2 separate regions of the Homo sapiens genome follow, and region 1 is linked to region 2. A link is a contact called in ENCODE Hi-C or POLR2A ChIA-PET data. All regions are on one chromosome and are shown on one strand. The core of a region is the stretch at or near the end of the contact, and the rest is flanking DNA. Distances in the headings are between cores, read along the strand shown. Region 1 holds the start of RUBCNL (rubicon like autophagy enhancer). Region 2 overlaps ELF1 (E74 like ETS transcription factor 1).

Region 1 (2,700 bases), core at 46-2,545, 5.4 Mb after region 2:
TGGCAGTGCAGAAACTGGGGTTTGAGAAACAGAGGTGTCCTGACACTCTGGACCGGTAATCACGAAAACCCCAGCACTGCCATAAAGATGCTGTCTTAACTCGGCTCCAAACAAAGTTCTGTCGGCGGCCGGCAGTGTTTCAGTGGGCAGCAATGTGGTGATACCTTCACAGGATACTTTATAGGCTTCAAAACACTTCCCTCCCTCCAGGCCATTAACCTTCTAAACCACACAGTGGGGTATGGCTGGAGTATTCTCCCCCTGAGGCAAGGGAACTGAAGTTCAAGAAGGTTTCTTGACTTGCCAAGATCTCCCCGCTACTTTGGCTTTAAGAAACTGGGTCTAAGAAACTCAAGCTTACGGATTCTCTGTTCTCTGCGCGCTCCCACCACATCTTCAATTCAAAGATCCTTCCAAATTCCACAGAAATAACCCAGTAAGGGCAGCTCTTGAGTATACCTTTTCCTTTGAGTCTTAATTTTCACTCAAGGCGAAATAACCCCTCCTCTGAAAGTTCTCCACGTTTTCCAAGCGGACAGCATCAAGTTCGCAGGGGATCTGTATCAGTCTCAGCAGGTGGACTTCACAAGGGGCGGGTTGGGGGAACGCCCGCCTGACCGTGTCCGGCGTGGCGGGGGGTTGGGGGCGAGAAGAGTGGGGGTTGCTATGTAGGGCGCCCGGACCAAATAACACGCCGCGATTTCACACTCCAGCCTAGCTCAGTTATGTAGCCAAATGTTTTTCTGTCACCACATATCCACGACTTTGGCTGTGTTGAGGACGAAAACAGAGAAAAGACACTGATCCCAGAACACTGCGCCTGGGAGGACGCAGGGCGCAGGCTTTGTAGTCTCTGAGAATCGCCCTGCGTAAAAGTGTCCTGAGGTCCCGCTTCTGCGCCCTTCCCGGCCCAAGCCGAACACAGGGTCAACCTCACTCTACAAAGTCAACCGGATAGAAATCCGCCACCCCGCGAGGAGCCCCTTCCTACTGTCTCCAAGGGGTCCCCGACACTGCTCTGAGCGACCCTAAGATACCTGGGTGTCTCTGCTGGGCACAAACCTCTCTGGCGCCACTTCCACCATCCAACCTCTCCCGCGGCCCTCCCTTCCCTTTCTCCAACCACCCTCTCCACCCCGCGCCGCTCCCATCTCGCCCCCGGCCCCGCCAGCCTCACCCAGCCAAACCCGAGCGGTGGAACGCTGCGCTGGGTAAACGCCGCGCGTCGGGTCCTCCCTCGCGCGGCTCCGGGCAGCGTTCCGTGGCCACCGCGCTCCCGGTAACAGCAGAAAGGGGAGGGAGGAGAGCTACCGAGGAGGGGACAGCGACGCCCCGACGCCGCCACGCCCCCCGCCTCCCACACGGGGGCCACCGTAGCTCTCTAGAAGCTCCTCAGGGAAGCAAAGCGCCGTTCCCGCCGCAGGCACCGAGACGTCGCCCAGATGGAAGAAACTCTGGAGATGCGCGCTCCTACACCGGTGCCGCGGCGCCCGGGCCCAGCACCACGCACCTATGCGCGCCTCTGCCGGTCCTCCTAGAAATCCCGCCCTGCCTACCCGCGGCGCGAGACGCAACGACGCTTTCAGGGGTCAAAGACCTGGCAGAAATGACTTCCCAACCCCAGATGCCCCCAGCAGCAGTATTTAGCAGTCATACAATTGCCTGAAATGAAGAATGAGTAATCTGGATGAGTCGGCCCTGAAATCGACCTGCAACTTACCCGGAACGTGAGCTGTCTCTCTCTGACCTCTGCTGGCTGCTTCACCTGGAGTCTGAGTCCGACTCATGTAGCACTTCACTGTCCGCGTTAGTTTAGCCTTCACTGTCAGCAACTCGTCACCTTGTCCTCTTGCAGCGAAGGTTTGGAATCCCATCACGGGTGTGCAGTGGTTAGTCCTGAGATCATGGTGGTGCTAGGAGAACCTGCCAACCAATACAGAAAGTTGTCACGAATAGAAACCTAAGCTCTGGCCGGGTGCGGTGGTTCAAGCCTGTGATCCCAGCACCTACTTTGGGAGGCCAAGTCGGATGGATCACTTGAGGTTAGGAGTTCGAGACCAGCCTGGCCAACATGGTGAAAGCCTGTCTCTACTAAAAATATAAAAATTAGCCGAGCGTGGTGGCGGGTGCCTGTTATGCCGGCTACTAGGGAGGCTGAAGCAGGAGCAACCCGGGAGGCGGAGGTTGCAGTAAGCCGAGATCGCGCCATTGCACTCCAGCCTGGGCGACAGAGCAAGACTGTCAAAAAAAAAAAAAAAAAAAAACAGAAAGGAGAAGAAGGGAAGGAGGGAGGGAGGGAGGAAGGCAGGCAGGCAGGCAGGAAGGAACCCAAGGGAGGGAGGGAGGGAAGAAGGAAGGAAGGAAGGAAGGAACCTAAGCCAAGGAAGGAAGGAAGGAAGGAAAGCAAAGAAAGGAAGGAAGGAAGGGCGAAGGAAGGAAGGAATCTAAGCCAAGGAAGGAAGGAACCTAAGCCCAGGAAGGAAGGAAAGAAGGAAGGAAGGAAGGTAGAAGGAAGGAAGGAACCAAAGCCAAGGAAGGAAGGAAGGAAAGAAAAGTAGAAAGGAAGGAAGGAAGGAAGGAACCTAAGTCCCAGAAGGAAGGGAGGGAGGGATGGAGGAAGGAAGGAAGCTAAGCTCTCTCTCGCGGTGCCCTGACTTCTCCCGGGGAAGGACCTCTGAGCTGCCTGCACTGGTAATGACA
Region 2 (2,700 bases), core at 177-2,676:
TGTAACTGTTCTGTTCTACCAAGGGCAGATAAGTATTACATCTTCCTTTCAGTTTATTCTTAAGACTAACAGGTTGTAAATTATCCTATAACAATATGCAAGTTTTTCTCTGATCTACAGATCAAAGGATCAGGCACGATGTCTAGTTTGCAACGTTCATACCATGAAAACATTTTGAATAAAATAATTTACACAATATACCTTATGTCTAAATACAAACTTTTTAAGTTGCCCTTCAAACTAAAACACATGTAACATTAATTCGAATTAATTATTCAAACTTAAATCTAAAATCTTAATGGTATTTTTCCTTATAATTTAGTACATACGTACATTTTGTATAGTATATTTTAAAACTTTATGTACATAGCATGCTGTATATATTCTTCCAGCATACTTTACCCAAGTTTATCTAAAACATAAAATTTTGAATAAACACAATGGCTATTTGGAAAGGAACTTTAAACATCAAACCCTCCTTAGAACTTGGTGCTTAGGAAAATATTAAACCTTACTCAAGACAAGTCATGATTATTATTAGGCTTCCACTATAACAGAGAAATATCTCGGATGCACAAAGCATCCTATCTTCAATGATGCCGCTCACAAAAAGTGTTCCTCCCTGCTGCAGAGTACAGATAATACACCTCAGAAACGCCCTGTGTGGAGGTCTTAGCAGGAAGCCCAAGGGGCTCAACTCAACAGTATCCTTCTAACCTGCTTATAACTCATTTCTTTAATTCAGTCTGAAGTTAAATAATATGCAGCAACTGAAAGCTCTTTCAATTAAGAAGAACACAACGGGAAAATGTAAATCAGAAAATGCCTAAATATAAATTGAGTCTACTGGAGGAACTTCATTTGAAGGCACATTCCACATATTATTATTAAGTATCAAAAAATGATTGATACCACTGCCAATTCCTTTTGCTGTAAAAATAAGGTTGCTATACAAACATCCCTTAGCCTACTGGAGAAGCCAGTAACTGCCCCCTCCTGCTATTCAACTTCCCTTTTCTTAATCACAAAGGCATCAACTAAATGGAAGCACTGAGACTCAGAACCAACGCCTTCACTTTCTTTGACGAATGTTGATTTCCTCATTAGAGAGGTGCCAAAAACAGAAAAATACTGTGTTATAAGCTTGTATTTAACATAAACTTTAATAAAAGTATATTTCTTCCATATAACATTTATTTAATCAACCCCTAATTTTTAGACATTTGTATTATTTCTAATGCTGCATTATTCACAGCGATTCACAAAATGTAATCCTCAGACCCACAAAGGATCCAGAGACCCTTTCAGGGGGCTCCTGAGATCACAACTCTTTTCATAATAATGGCAAGGTATTATTTGGCTTTTCCACTGTGTTGACACTTGCCCTGATGATGCAAAAGCAAAGCAGGATGAAACTGCGAGTGCCTCTGCCCTGACCAAGGCTGCACCCTCAAGCCATGAGTCTACTCCTTACCACTGGGCACTCACATTTTAAAAAGGCGACTTCACTTAAGAATGTCTTTGAAGAAGAGTAAAAACTATTTTCTTGAATCTCAACCATTAAATACATATGTTTTTAATATTCTGAGTGATAAAATTGGAGGTACAAATAAAGTACTACTTCTGGCATAAACAGAAATAGCATTGTTGTCTTGAGAAAAAGCATTTATGCTATTATTCTTCGACCTGTGAGCCAAACTAGCTGCTGCTTTCATGAAATGTAATTTTTACTTAAAAGAACTAATTATTATTCAGAATTGGATATCTGGCAGAAATTTTTCCAAAAATTAATAAAGCATGCCCATCACTTCAAGGAAAACAACTAACAGCAATTGTCACCAATTATAAAATGCAAGCTTTCAACTGAAAATCAGAATTTTGGAAAACTTGTATGTATCTACCGCTTTGACTCTGTTGGCTTCTCAATACACTTAAAAGGCTTTTCTGATGAGACTGGTGTGATTTTGATACTATGTCAACATTTGCAATACCCAAATGACTCACGCATGATGTTACAAAATCTTGCTTAGGTTAAAAAAAAAAAAATCAATCCATTCAAAGTACAAGACAGACCTATGGATTTTAATGTTACAGGGGACAAAAAGTTCATTCATAGGTTTTCAGAATCTCATTGTTCTAACTTTTAAAAAACTAGCATTTGTTGATGAGCTTTGGTGTAGTATCAAAGAATATCCACAATTATCTGAAGTGGCCATTAAAATACATCTACTTTTTGTGACTAGACATCTGTGTGAGGCTGAATTTTCTTCATATTCTTCAACAAAAGCAACATATTCCAACAGATTTCATGCAAAAGCAAATATGAGAATATAGCTGTCTTCTGTGAAGTCAAAGCTAAAAGATTTACACTCTTCTCAGTACAGCTTTTGTTTTGGGAAACATATTTGTCTTTTTTGCACTTTTTTTTTTAAAAAAAACAGGGTCCTGCTATGTTGCCTGGGTTGGACTTGAACTCCTGGGCTCAAGCAATCCTCCTGCCTCAGGTTCTCAAGTAGCTGGACTATAGGCTTGGGTCACCATACCTGGCTCAAACTTGTCCTTTATAAAAATAATTATGTTAAAATGTAATGGGCGTATTATTTTTAAATAAATATATTAATATTTTTCAAGTTTGTTTTAATTTCTAACATTGGTTAATATTGGTAAATGTAACCCACATGAACCAAAGCTCTTTGGGAG

What was found. Hi-C counts contacts between places; a loop is a spot of excess contacts on that map. ChIA-PET counts read pairs that join two places held with the same protein, here RNA polymerase II (POLR2A). Pooled maps may share reads with other maps.
Region 1: a loop to region 2 is called in a map of OCI-LY7, with 18 times the contacts of the local background. The contact joins the promoter of RUBCNL here to the enhancer-like site in region 2. A Hi-C loop is called at or near these places in 1 of 168 maps with a recorded cell type or tissue (OCI-LY7) and 3 of 50 pooled maps. POLR2A ChIA-PET finds 5 or more read pairs at or near these places in 1 of 52 experiments (OCI-LY7).

Annotation. Positions count from the first base shown.
Region 1 is chr13:46,385,957-46,388,656 of GRCh38, forward strand. RUBCNL (rubicon like autophagy enhancer) reads right to left here and starts at 1,296. Exons shown (of 15, transcript NM_025113.5): 1 at 1,178-1,296. RefSeq lists enhancers at 1,063-1,152, 1,533-1,812, 1,843-1,942, 1,963-2,072.
Region 2 is chr13:41,006,539-41,009,238 of GRCh38, forward strand. The region is part of intron 1 of ELF1 (E74 like ETS transcription factor 1); the gene reads right to left. Among named protein-coding and RNA genes, the nearest start is that of ELF1, 11 kb to the right of the region's middle. Within about 2 kb of position 1,427, at least 9 of the 41 ENCODE cell types and tissues checked have a DNase peak (open chromatin) inside an H3K27ac peak, as active enhancers do; they include OCI-LY7, where a contact is called at or near this core.